Regions from separate parts of the Homo sapiens genome. Here region 2 is linked to region 1. Evidence: read pairs that join two places in POLR2A ChIA-PET (ENCODE). Cell type or tissue: OCI-LY7. All regions are shown on one strand. Links, peaks and the distances in the headings refer to the core of each region. The heading gives the core; the rest is flanking DNA.

Region 1 (5,387 bases), core at 325-5,324:
GAGGTGGTGCTTAACTGACTGAAATTTAATTTCCAATACTCAAAGGAATGGGAGTGCAAATGAGAGGTTAGCTATTTCATTGATACTAAAATGCCATCGATTGTAAAATACATCATTAATTTGTGTGCCACCAAGAAAGAAAGATGCCCCCAATTAATCTATGAAACAATGCTTTCTCTTTGTTTCAAATTTTTATTTTATACTTGCTGGAGAAGCCCTTTAAGACTTGTTGGGACGTAGACTTTTATTACATGTCACTCTTGTACACATAAAAAAGAAAATAAATGTATTAAGAAATTCCTAAACATATCTCTTCATTCAGAGTCTAACTCTTCCACATCACTGTTTATATTTTTCTCCTCACTATTTTTCTCTGTTGGTGATGAAACATTTCTTACTAGTATCCTCACTCTTGACTCCAGGTTTTCTTCCAAGATGTTGTCACCCATTGTTAAAGGTTTAATGTGAGCCAGGCGCAGTGGCTCATGCCTGTAATCCCAGCACTTTGGGAGGCCGAGGCAGGCGGATCATGAGGTCAGGAGATCGAGACCACGGTGAAACCCCGTCTCTACTAAAAATACAAAAAATTAGCCAGGTGCGGTGGCGGGCGCCTGTAGTCCCAGCTACTCAGGAGGCTGAGGCAGGAGAATGGCGTGAACCCGGGAAGCGGAGCTTCCAGTGAGCTGAGATTGTGCCACTGCACTCCAGCCTGGGCGACAGAGGGAGACTCCGTCTCAAAGAAAAAAAAAAACAAAAAAAACAAAAAGGTTTAATGTGAGTGCGCTCTTGCTTGGCATGTACTAACATGCAATGCTTTTTAACATAACTCTGTATCGCAGTTTCGTATACTTATAGTAATTTAATTCTCTTACTCTGTATGACACTGTAGCTTTGAAGTGATTCTTATAATTTTTTTTTGCTTTACTATATTTACACTCCACTACTGTTTCTGAGCCTTTCTGTTCATTATAAGTTTTCATTTCATTGCTGAAACTCAGGATAATCTTTTTGAAAATATTGCAAACAGCAACTAAACTCTGCCTGGGTAATACCAACAGTGCATATTATTCAACTAAAGAGGTAACAATATCTAAATACCTATGACCATGTTCACACACATACAGACAATGGCAAATAAATCAGCACTGCCACCCAGCAAATAGCAATTCAAACATGCCATCAATTATTAGATCCACATTTCAGAGATGTTAGCATACAAAAAGGCATGTATTGGAATTAATAAAATATGGTAATTTGAGTTAAAGGAAAATGTAAAGTACATTTTTTACACACCTGAACTTATAGAACAAAGTTATACCCATTACACTGGTGTAAGGCCCTCCCCATACAGCAAAGAGAGACTATCACTTGCATTTTAAATGCATCCAGTTAAGAGTTTCATTAGCAGGCTGGCCACAGGATAAGGTCCAAAGTCCTTAGTCTAATATGATCTCATGATCTCTGGCTGGAATAGGTTAAGCAGGAACAGGATCCCTGAGCTGCTGACATGAAAAGGAAGGTTATATGGCTTCACACAGGAAGTGTCACAGCATGCATTTTTCTGTCTCATCAAAGAAGACATTTTCAGCCTGGCCCTTAATCAGGTAGTGAGTCTTCCTGACGAAGAGCAGACTATAAACTTGCTTTCACCATGTGGCTGCAGCACAGTCTTTAAAAATGTATTTTCATATATATATAAAAGTTTTTATATTAAAAAATGTACATATACAGGTAAAGAGAGGATAGACATGTGCCTAACAGCTTAGGCTTCTAGTCCAACCAATATGTATTTGAGTCCCAGATCTGCACTTATTTATTGTATGACAAGTTGTTTAATTTCTGTGTGGCAGAGACTGGCTAGATACTCACCAAAATTGTTTCCTCTTCTCCTAGGTGTATAAGAAGATTATATTTCCCAGCCCCCTTGCATTTCAACAAAGGCATGTAATTGATTCCTGGCCAATAAAATTTGAGCAGAAGGAATACACTACTTCTAGGCCTGGGTTCTAAACCCTTTTGTATGATCTCCACTTCCTCTCTCCTTTGTCTTGTCAGTGCCACCAGATTCAGAGGACCTAAGGGAGGATTCTGAGACCCATATGAAAGGAGCCTGAATCCGTGAATAACTATGTGGAGTAGACACCCTTGACCACTAAGGTACATGGACATGAGCAATAAAATAAGGCTTTGTGTGTTACAGTAGTTATCACACTCTATTTAATACATGCTGTATACCTCAGCTTCTTCACCTGTGGAAAATATTAAGTTAATTACTCAAAGGAGTAGCACAATGCCTTTTACATAGTAAGTACTAAATAGTAGAAGCTATGTTACTATTGCTGTAGATATCATCCTTGTTATTACTGAGGCAAAGAACTCAGGTATAGATGTTGAACAAGCAGGCAGTTTTTTGCGCATATATTAGAGGGAAGTAAAACTTTTCTAAATATCAACTGGTGCAGACTTATGTAAAGTGAAATTTGAGCAATCACATTTCAGACACCAAGAATCATCCGCAAATAGTAAGTAATAAAGACCCTGAAAGAAGGAAGTGACTGATTCCTGAGCAGGCAGCGTAGGTTAAGGACAAGTGTCGGTTAAGGACCAGCATCAGAGTCAGAAGGAGGTCAGCAGAAGCTGGGAGAAGAGGAATCCAGATCAGGCCAGAACAGAAACTGCTCCCCAGGGCCACACTGGGCAATGTTTCTCAACAGTGCTCCAGGGAAGAGGAAGTAGTTGTCATCATCAAAATTCTACCCCCTGAACATAGAATGGTTAAATTAAAATAGAATTAAATACATGTAGTTCTTATTGTTTCCATAAAATTATCAGAGACCATCCTGGTAACTGCTATAGAGACATCCCCCACCTGCCATTTGGATTTGATTCTCGTAAATAAAATGAATCCTTCTTGTCAAACATTGCTTTAACAAGCTTTATTTCTTTTGTGATTTTTTGTTGTTGTTGTTGTTTGTTTGTTTTTGTTTTTGTTTTTGTTTTGTTTTTGAGACAAAGTCTTGCTCTTGTCCCCAAGGCTGTAGTGCAATGGCACTATCTCGGCTCACTGCAACCTCCGTCTCCCAGGTTCAAGTGATTCTCCTGCCTCAGCCTGCCAAGTAGCTGGGATTACAGGCGCCCGCCACCACGCCCAGCTAATTTTTGTATTTTTAGTAGAGATGAGGTTTCACCATGTTGGCCAGGCTGGTCTCGAACTCCTGACCTCAGGTGATCTGCCTGCCTCAGCTTCCCAAAGTGCTGGGATTACAGGCGTGAGCCACCGTGCCCGGCCACAAGCTTTATTTCCTTTTTTTTTTTTTTTGAGACGGAGTCTGGCTCTGTCGCCCAGTCTGGAGTGCAGTGGCGCAATCTAGGCTCACTGCAAGCTCCACTTCCCAGGTTCACACCATTCTCCTGCCTCAGCCTCCCTAGTAGCTGGGACTACAGGTGCCCACCACCACGCCCAGCTAATTTTTTGTATTTTCAGTAGAGACAGGGTTTCGCCGTGTTAGCCAGGATGGTCTCGATCTCCTGACCTCATGATCCTCCCGCCTCAGCCTCCCAAAGTGCTGGGACTACAGGAGTGAGCCACCGCGCCCGGCCCACAAGCTTTATTTCTAATTGTGTGTGCAACACATTCTACTGGCATTTGAGACTTTGCCAAGTCAATCTTGTCAGTTGTTTATTCATTCACTCATTCATTCATTCAAACATTTATTGAGCACCTACTCTGTGCCAAGCACTGTGTTACCAGATATATAGCAGCAGCAAAACAAATACAGCTTCTGCCCTCATTGTTCTTAATAGGGGGCAGGGGAGACAGACCAGAAAAAGGTAAACAAATAACAAATAAAGGTATAATTACATATGTAGGAAAGTAATCTGAATGTGAAAAAAAATGAAATCATTAAGTTTCTGATAGAGAAGAACAAGAGGGACTGGATTTAGAGAGAGCACGTGGGGAACCCCGCCTGAGGAGATGATGTTTAAGCATAAATATGAAGAAACAGGAGTTGACCAGGGGTAAAGTACTCCAAACCATAAAGAAGGATCTTGGGCAAGGCAAGAAGCATTTCAACAATTGCAAAGAAGCTACTGTAATTGGAGCCCAAGAGTGAGCAAAGGTGAATGCGGTGCAAGATGGGATTGGAAAGGTAAGGAAGTACTAGACTGTGCAGGGTCACAAACAAAGCTGGGGTCTAAGCCAAAGACATAGTTGGGGTCCTTTCCAAGTGCAACAAAAACCACAGGAGGGTTTTAAGTGGATGCTGTCATATGATCTGGCTTACAATGTTTAAAGTTCATTCAAGATTGCCAAGTGGAGAACTGGCTAAAGGAGACAAGAGAAGAAGCAAGCAGACCCATTAGGAGGAGGCTGTTTCCATTCTCAAGCACACGCTGGTGGCAAGCTGGATGAGCAAGGGGCAGAGATAGTGACAGAAAGGACATAGTGAGAGATATTTTGGAGGTAAATACTTCAGAACTTGCAGATGTGAGAGTGAGGGCAACAGAAGGATGAATGTCAACCCTCAGATTTTCTGTTTAACCAGCTGGGCATATAAATGTGAATTTTACTGAGATGGGAAAAGATGGAGAATAAAGTGGATTAGGGAACAGAGAAATCAGAAATTCCATTTTGGACTTGTTACTTGGGAGCTATCAAGGAAGCCTGGTGTCCCAGCACTTCTTTCTGAGCTTTCTTCCCATTCTTCCCTAACAATAACTCTCTGATAATCAATTTGGACTTTTTCCTGTCCCCCAAAGGCCTCCAACAGTAGGAAAAATCTTTCTCTCTGCATGATTTTACTCCCTATTTTCTACCTACCAAAATCGTATTGATCTACTCCCACCCTGCATTTACCATCAAGTTATTTATATCATTCATTTGAAGCGCCACATGACAGTAATGAATGGGAGTTACGAGTAAAAACTTTGGATTCACTCACATCTGGGTTTTAACCCTGGCTCTGCTATTTGCTGGTTGTATGATAAATTGAGCAAACCATTTAACCTCTTTGAGCCTCAGTTTATTATCTGTAAAATGACATAGTCAACCCACCATGGCAGACACTGCTATTTATGTTCCCAATGTAAGTTCTCTCCTCATTTTTCCTTCTTATAGAGCCCCAGTTTTGTTCAGGGTAACAATGTGCCCAGCTAAAATGCTCAAGCAACTGGCTTCCTTAAAGCTGATGGTAGCCTACTGACATTGTTCTGGCTAATAGTATATAAGAGGAAGTATTCTTGAATTTCTGGGAAAACATTCCTTTTCTTATATAAGTGCCCCACGCCCGTTACACCATCCTTCATCCTGCTTTACACACAGATGTGATGCTTGAATGGGCAGCAACTATGACTGTGGAGCTAAGGGCTGTAGAGCAGAAATATGG
Region 2 (5,387 bases), core at 270-5,269, 53 kb before region 1:
AATATGAGGTTAAATAAGCACATTCTAAAAAATAATTTTATCTGATTTTTTTTTTAATGTGGCTACTAGGAATTTTTAAATTGCTTTTGTTGTCATATTGCATTTCTATTGGACAGAGCTTCTCTAGAGAAAGAGAGATGAGAAAACATTTCTTTCAAACCAGAGCCCCAAAGTTTTAAACAGATATCACAGTGGCCCATATTTGGAAGGAAGGGACAATTAAAAAGAGAATCTTCCTTCATTACATGAGAAAAAAACTATTATATTAAAACCTGAAGTGGTAGACACCTGAGTAATATCAGGAATTGTGAAAAAGAAGCACAATTTCTCTTCTTCCACAGATAGCTGTAATGTTCCTCCTTGCAGTATTTTCAACCATGAGGGAGTTGTAGATTACAGAGACAGCTTCCTTTAGACTGACTTGCCTGGCAGATCAGCTAAACTGGTAATGAAATGATGATAGTGACTATAAATTATTGTGTTCTTCTGAAGTACCTTTCCTCTATAGATCTTGCAAGATTTCACAAATGCTAATTAAATCTTTCACAATATCCTACAAGGTCAAAAACTTAACTTCCGTTTGAGTGGTGAGAAAGCAGAGACTATGGTGATTTGCCTAAGGCCACAGAGCAAACCAGCCAAGACTAAGCAGGGAGGGTGCACAGTCCCTCAGCTGGGCTGCTAATCCAGATGGCTTCTCTTAAGGTGCCAGCCAGGCAATCACAAAATTATTCTTTCTTTCCAGAGTGCCAGCACCCACTAACCTGTAAATAGCACCTTGTTCAGGGGGAGTGATATTCTTTGGTAAGTGACCGTAAACTGATTATACCAAGTCCTTCAATGGAGAGATGGTGGTTAAAAAGCAAAACTGAGGCTGGTAAATTTTTACCATTTCTTTGTAGACTGTATGATTTGGGGCCTTGCTGCTCAAAATGTGGTCAGCAGCATTGACATCACCTGGGATCTCATTACAAATGCAGAATCTCAGACCTCACTCCAGATGTGCTGGATGAGAATGGCCATTTTCACAAGCTCCCCAGGATATGTGTGCCTGTTAAAGTTTGAGAAGCACTGATCGGAGGACTTCGGTTATAATCCCACCTCCTTCTATAAGTGATTAAAGAAAATTCACTTATACTCTCCTTTGAACAGCTGTATGCTTCTCAATTTCTCTCTCTCTCTCTCTCTCTCACACACACACACACACACACACACTTTATTTTTCAATCTCTATAGACTTGCTTCTTTGTAAGGCTCTCAATTTCTCCTCCCCAGTGACACAAGCTTGCATGTGGATATAGCTCGTCATGGTGCCTATTTATCTTCAACTTTATGCAACCTTAGCACTCTTTTACTCAGAAACCTTTTGACTGGGAGAGCAGGGCAAACTCAAATCCCTACAGAGACCAGGAAGGCAGCATGGATGAGTGCAGAAAGCTACATTTGTTTCAGAAAGGAATCAGTGTATATTCTTTCAGCAGACACATTTAGTTTGTTTCTTATAAGCCACTAGAAGAGTCATTACTTTCACAAAGTCATATGCTTATTCCCATTTTTCATAAAATATGGCCTATCTTCAGTTTTCCCAGTTTTGATACAGAAAAAAATATAAGAAAGATTTTCTATTTCCTATAACTATAAAAGCCCACTAATAGCACCAGCACAGCCACCCCTGGGCTTCACACAGGGAGTGGCAGGAGCTGTGCAGATGGAGAGTGCATACTGGTGTGAAGGGGGCAATGGATCTCAGCTCCAGCCATTGTCTTCATGCAGGAATTTGGGACCATTTTACCGGATCCTCCCATTTCTTCAAGAGAAGCCGGAAATCTGGATTTCTATGTGAAATCTCCCACTTTTTTATGCTGGCAACTAATTTTCTTTAAACACTGTGCCAAACAAAACATACCTGCAGGCCAAAATCTACACCCTCTGGGCTGGATTTCAATGTCTCTTAAACTCTCAACAGAGAGCATCTTACTGTTTCAGTTCAGGGTAGATGTCTACCCATGGTCCCATCGAGTGGGGTCTGGATATGGAATCAGCTAGAAGAAGCATAGTCTATGCCCATTCTTTCAGCAGGGACTGTGGGCAGGAAACCATTTCCAAAGAAGCAGGCATGAGTTGGTGGCCATACAAATATATATGTTATATTGATAAATATAAAAACAGGAGATTCTGGGGGACCACAAGTTTTTACAAATTAGGCTTATTTTAGGATAAATTCACCCTTGTTAGTGTGCAGTTCTGTGAGTTTTGATATACATATGCAGTCAAGTAACCACTCCCACAATTAAGATACAGAATAATTCCATCACCCCCCAAATTTCTTGTATGCCCCTTTATAGCTAGCCCCTGACCCTAACCTCTGGCAATCACTAATATATTCTCTTTTTCTATAGGCTTGCTTTTTTTCAAAATGTCATATACATGGAATCACACAGTTTATAGCCTTTTGAGTCTGGCTTATTTTACTCAGCATAATGCCTTTGAGCTTTAACCATGTAATTTCATGTATCAGTAGTTCATTCCTATGTATTGCTAAGTAATTTTCCACTGTATAGATGCACCACAGTTTGTTTATCCATTCACCAATTAAAGCCATAATCAACTTCCATGTAGAAGTTTGTGTGTGAACACAGTTTTAATTTATTTGGGGTTACTACCTAGGAGTGAGATTCTGGGTCTTATGGTAAGCATACATTTTACTAAGAAACTATAAAACTCTTTTCCAAAGTGGCTGAACCATTTGACATTTCTAACAGCAATATTTGAAAGTTCCCATTGCTCTGTATCCTCTCCAGTACTTACATGCTCAGCATTTTGGTTTGGTCTGGTTTCATTGTTTCTGAGCTCTTCTGATAGATGTGGAGTACACCCCCATTTTGGATGAATTGTGCCAAATGTGTAGACCATCCTCAAAATCTAAGGTCTCAGTAAAAACAATTAAACATGATTTCTGATATAATGTCTTATCCTTGAAAACCCTGACCCATCCATCTTCAGCACATTCACATGTGTAATAAGGTAAGTGATTTTTAATTCCACCAGGTTTAAAGACCCCTGACGTGACTTATTGCCATTCTGCTACTGAGCCTTGAGAGATTATGGTAAGTGCCAAGAAAAAAAAAATGACTTTGAACTGCTCTTTCACCAGTTAAAAATAACACTGAAACCAAATGTAAACATAAAAGAAGTGGTCAGATTCGGGTTACATATTAACGGTGTTTGGTCAGGCTGGAGCTGAGGCACAGCAGCAGAGAATGCCTTTTACTTATCACTGTTTCCAAACCTCCCTACCTGGACTAGGCTTGACTGGATTTACAAGAGACCTTTTGAAAAGATGCAGAGAAGGCAAGCAGCACACATTTCCTGGTAATAAATTTTAAAGGTTGCTAAAACATTCCAGAGATTTTCACTCAACATTCCTCTGGCCAACACATCTGCAATCTGCCAATCCTTAAAAATAGGTGTTTTTGCATTTTAATCTCACAAACATCTTTGAAAATGCATTTCTTCTCTGCCCCTGTGTTGGACAAATCCAGCTTTTTCCATTTTCTAAAAACCACAGAAATATAATGCTGCTTAATTCATACAAGACTGAGCTAACTGGAGTTAAAATAAAATTTCTGAGAGTTTGTTTGGCTCACTCTTCCCTACCAGATGATTCCATTCTTAAAACGGTCCTGTGATTATATTCTCTCATTACAGAGGTGTCCAGAAAAAAAATAAGGAGTGCAGTTCTGAAATTATATAAAAGCAAAATTATTACTCTAAACGTAAGAGCTGTGATAGATCGTGTCATTGACCATGGTTCTTTTCCCCTGACACACACGTCCCCACCACCCACCCACTGTATCCATATGCCTTTTGCCATATGACTTTGCAGCTCTCCCCACTAAAGGGGCAGCCATGCGATTTGCTTTGGCCAATGAAATGAGGCAGTAGTGGTGGTATCCTAGTTCTGAGCCTAGGTCTCAAGAAGTCTTATGTGTTTCTGCTTATCCTCTTATACCTCTGCCATCACCATGAGCCAAACATCCCCCAAGTAGCCCACTGGTCCCAGGACAAGGAGGGAGACATGAAGCAGAGCTCATCCAGCTGCTGCAGCCCCACTTGACCCAGAGACCTACACTGGGAAGCAGAGCTGCCCAGTCAAGTCCAACCTGGATGTGTGGAACCCCAGCCAACCTGATGCATGAGCAGTAAGTGTCTTTTTTAGCCACTGAGATTTGGACTGGTTTGCTTAGAAGCAAAAACTAACTGATATAAGTACATCCCTGAATTGTTGGCTTTACCTAAATATATATATATATTTATATATACAATATAAAAAGATACATAATATATATAAATATATATTTTATATATATATATATATATATATATCAGTTACTTAGCATTTTAGAACTCTGCATGCTTTCTACATGAGGTTACTTCCAAAGGCAAAAGGTGCTTTAAAAAATTGTAAAAGGAGAAACTTAATAGAAATACCAGCGTCTGTTGGAAGAAAATCTCTCATAGTTCCATGTTGCCTCATTCTGCAAGCAAGCCAACTCTTGATCCCCATCACCCCTGATGGATGGGGCTGGAGTTGAAGTTGCTATCATGCCATAGACTGTTCTATGTACAATTCTTCCTCTTGCATCATTCCGCTTTCTATGGTAGTGGTCCTCAACCAGATCAGTTTAGCACCCCAAAGCATATTGATAATATCCAGAAACATTTTTGATTGTCACAGCTGGGTCGGAGAGAGCATATTATTGGTATCTACTGGGTAGAAGTCAAGGATGCTGCTAAACCCTACAATGCACAGGACAGTACCCAACAACAAAGAAAAAATCTGGCCCAAAATGTCAATATTGCCAAGGTTGAGAGACCCTATCCTCTGATTTAAGTTGAAATTATTTTTTGATTCTTCCCCCTTATAAGAGTATGTAAGTTTGAGGAATTGCATGACAAGAGCTTATTAAATACAGAAAAAAAATCCTTTTTAAAAAAATCCAGACCAACTTTTCTATATGTAATGTGCAATATATATGAATGTATATCATTCAAGGTATAAATGACTTTTTCACAAATATCTCAAATAAGAAAAAGTTGAAGAAAACCTTTGGATATTTCTATATATCTAGAAGCAATTACTAGTACCTCAAATCAGCTGTCAAGAAAATACTTCATTTTAAACATTTTTGAATAAATAAACAAATATGCAAAGGCATCCTTTGCTGATGAGCCTCCACTCCACCCAACCCCCACCCCAAGGGCATTAGAGATTTATAATGCAGCAGTTGCAACGATCTGGGGCATGAGGCCATTTTGAATGAAATTGCTGTGTTATGACAATATCCTTTGGTGTTTCAGTAACTAAACCCTCTTAATGACATCCT

The links. Peaks named below come from ENCODE experiments on the same cell type or tissue, not always from the same donor. Only the 100,000 strongest peaks of a DNase experiment are listed, where the experiment ranks them.
Region 2: POLR2A ChIA-PET joins it to region 1 with 8 read pairs; 3 of 35 experiments call an interaction of 5 or more read pairs at or near these places.

Annotation. Positions count from the first base shown.
Region 1 is chr10:88,024,941-88,030,327 of GRCh38, reverse strand. No RefSeq gene overlaps it. Among named protein-coding and RNA genes, the nearest start is that of PTEN, 160 kb to the right of the region's middle. RefSeq lists a silencer at 2,672-2,721. In OCI-LY7, for the core only: no CTCF peak of the experiment used is centred there; DNase peaks (open chromatin) are centred at 1,557, 2,037 and 2,647; H3K4me3 peaks cover 1,156 bases; H3K27ac peaks cover 1,915 bases.
Region 2 is chr10:88,078,199-88,083,585 of GRCh38, reverse strand. It overlaps LOC105378415 (a long non-coding RNA gene), which reads left to right. Exons shown (of 6, transcript XR_007062225.1): 4 at 746-804; 5 at 3,049-4,202. Among named protein-coding and RNA genes, the nearest start is that of PTEN, 220 kb to the right of the region's middle. RefSeq lists an enhancer at 3,080-3,374. In OCI-LY7, for the core only: no CTCF peak of the experiment used is centred there; DNase peaks (open chromatin) are centred at 635, 2,857 and 3,175; H3K4me3 peaks cover 2,586 bases; H3K27ac peaks cover 2,909 bases.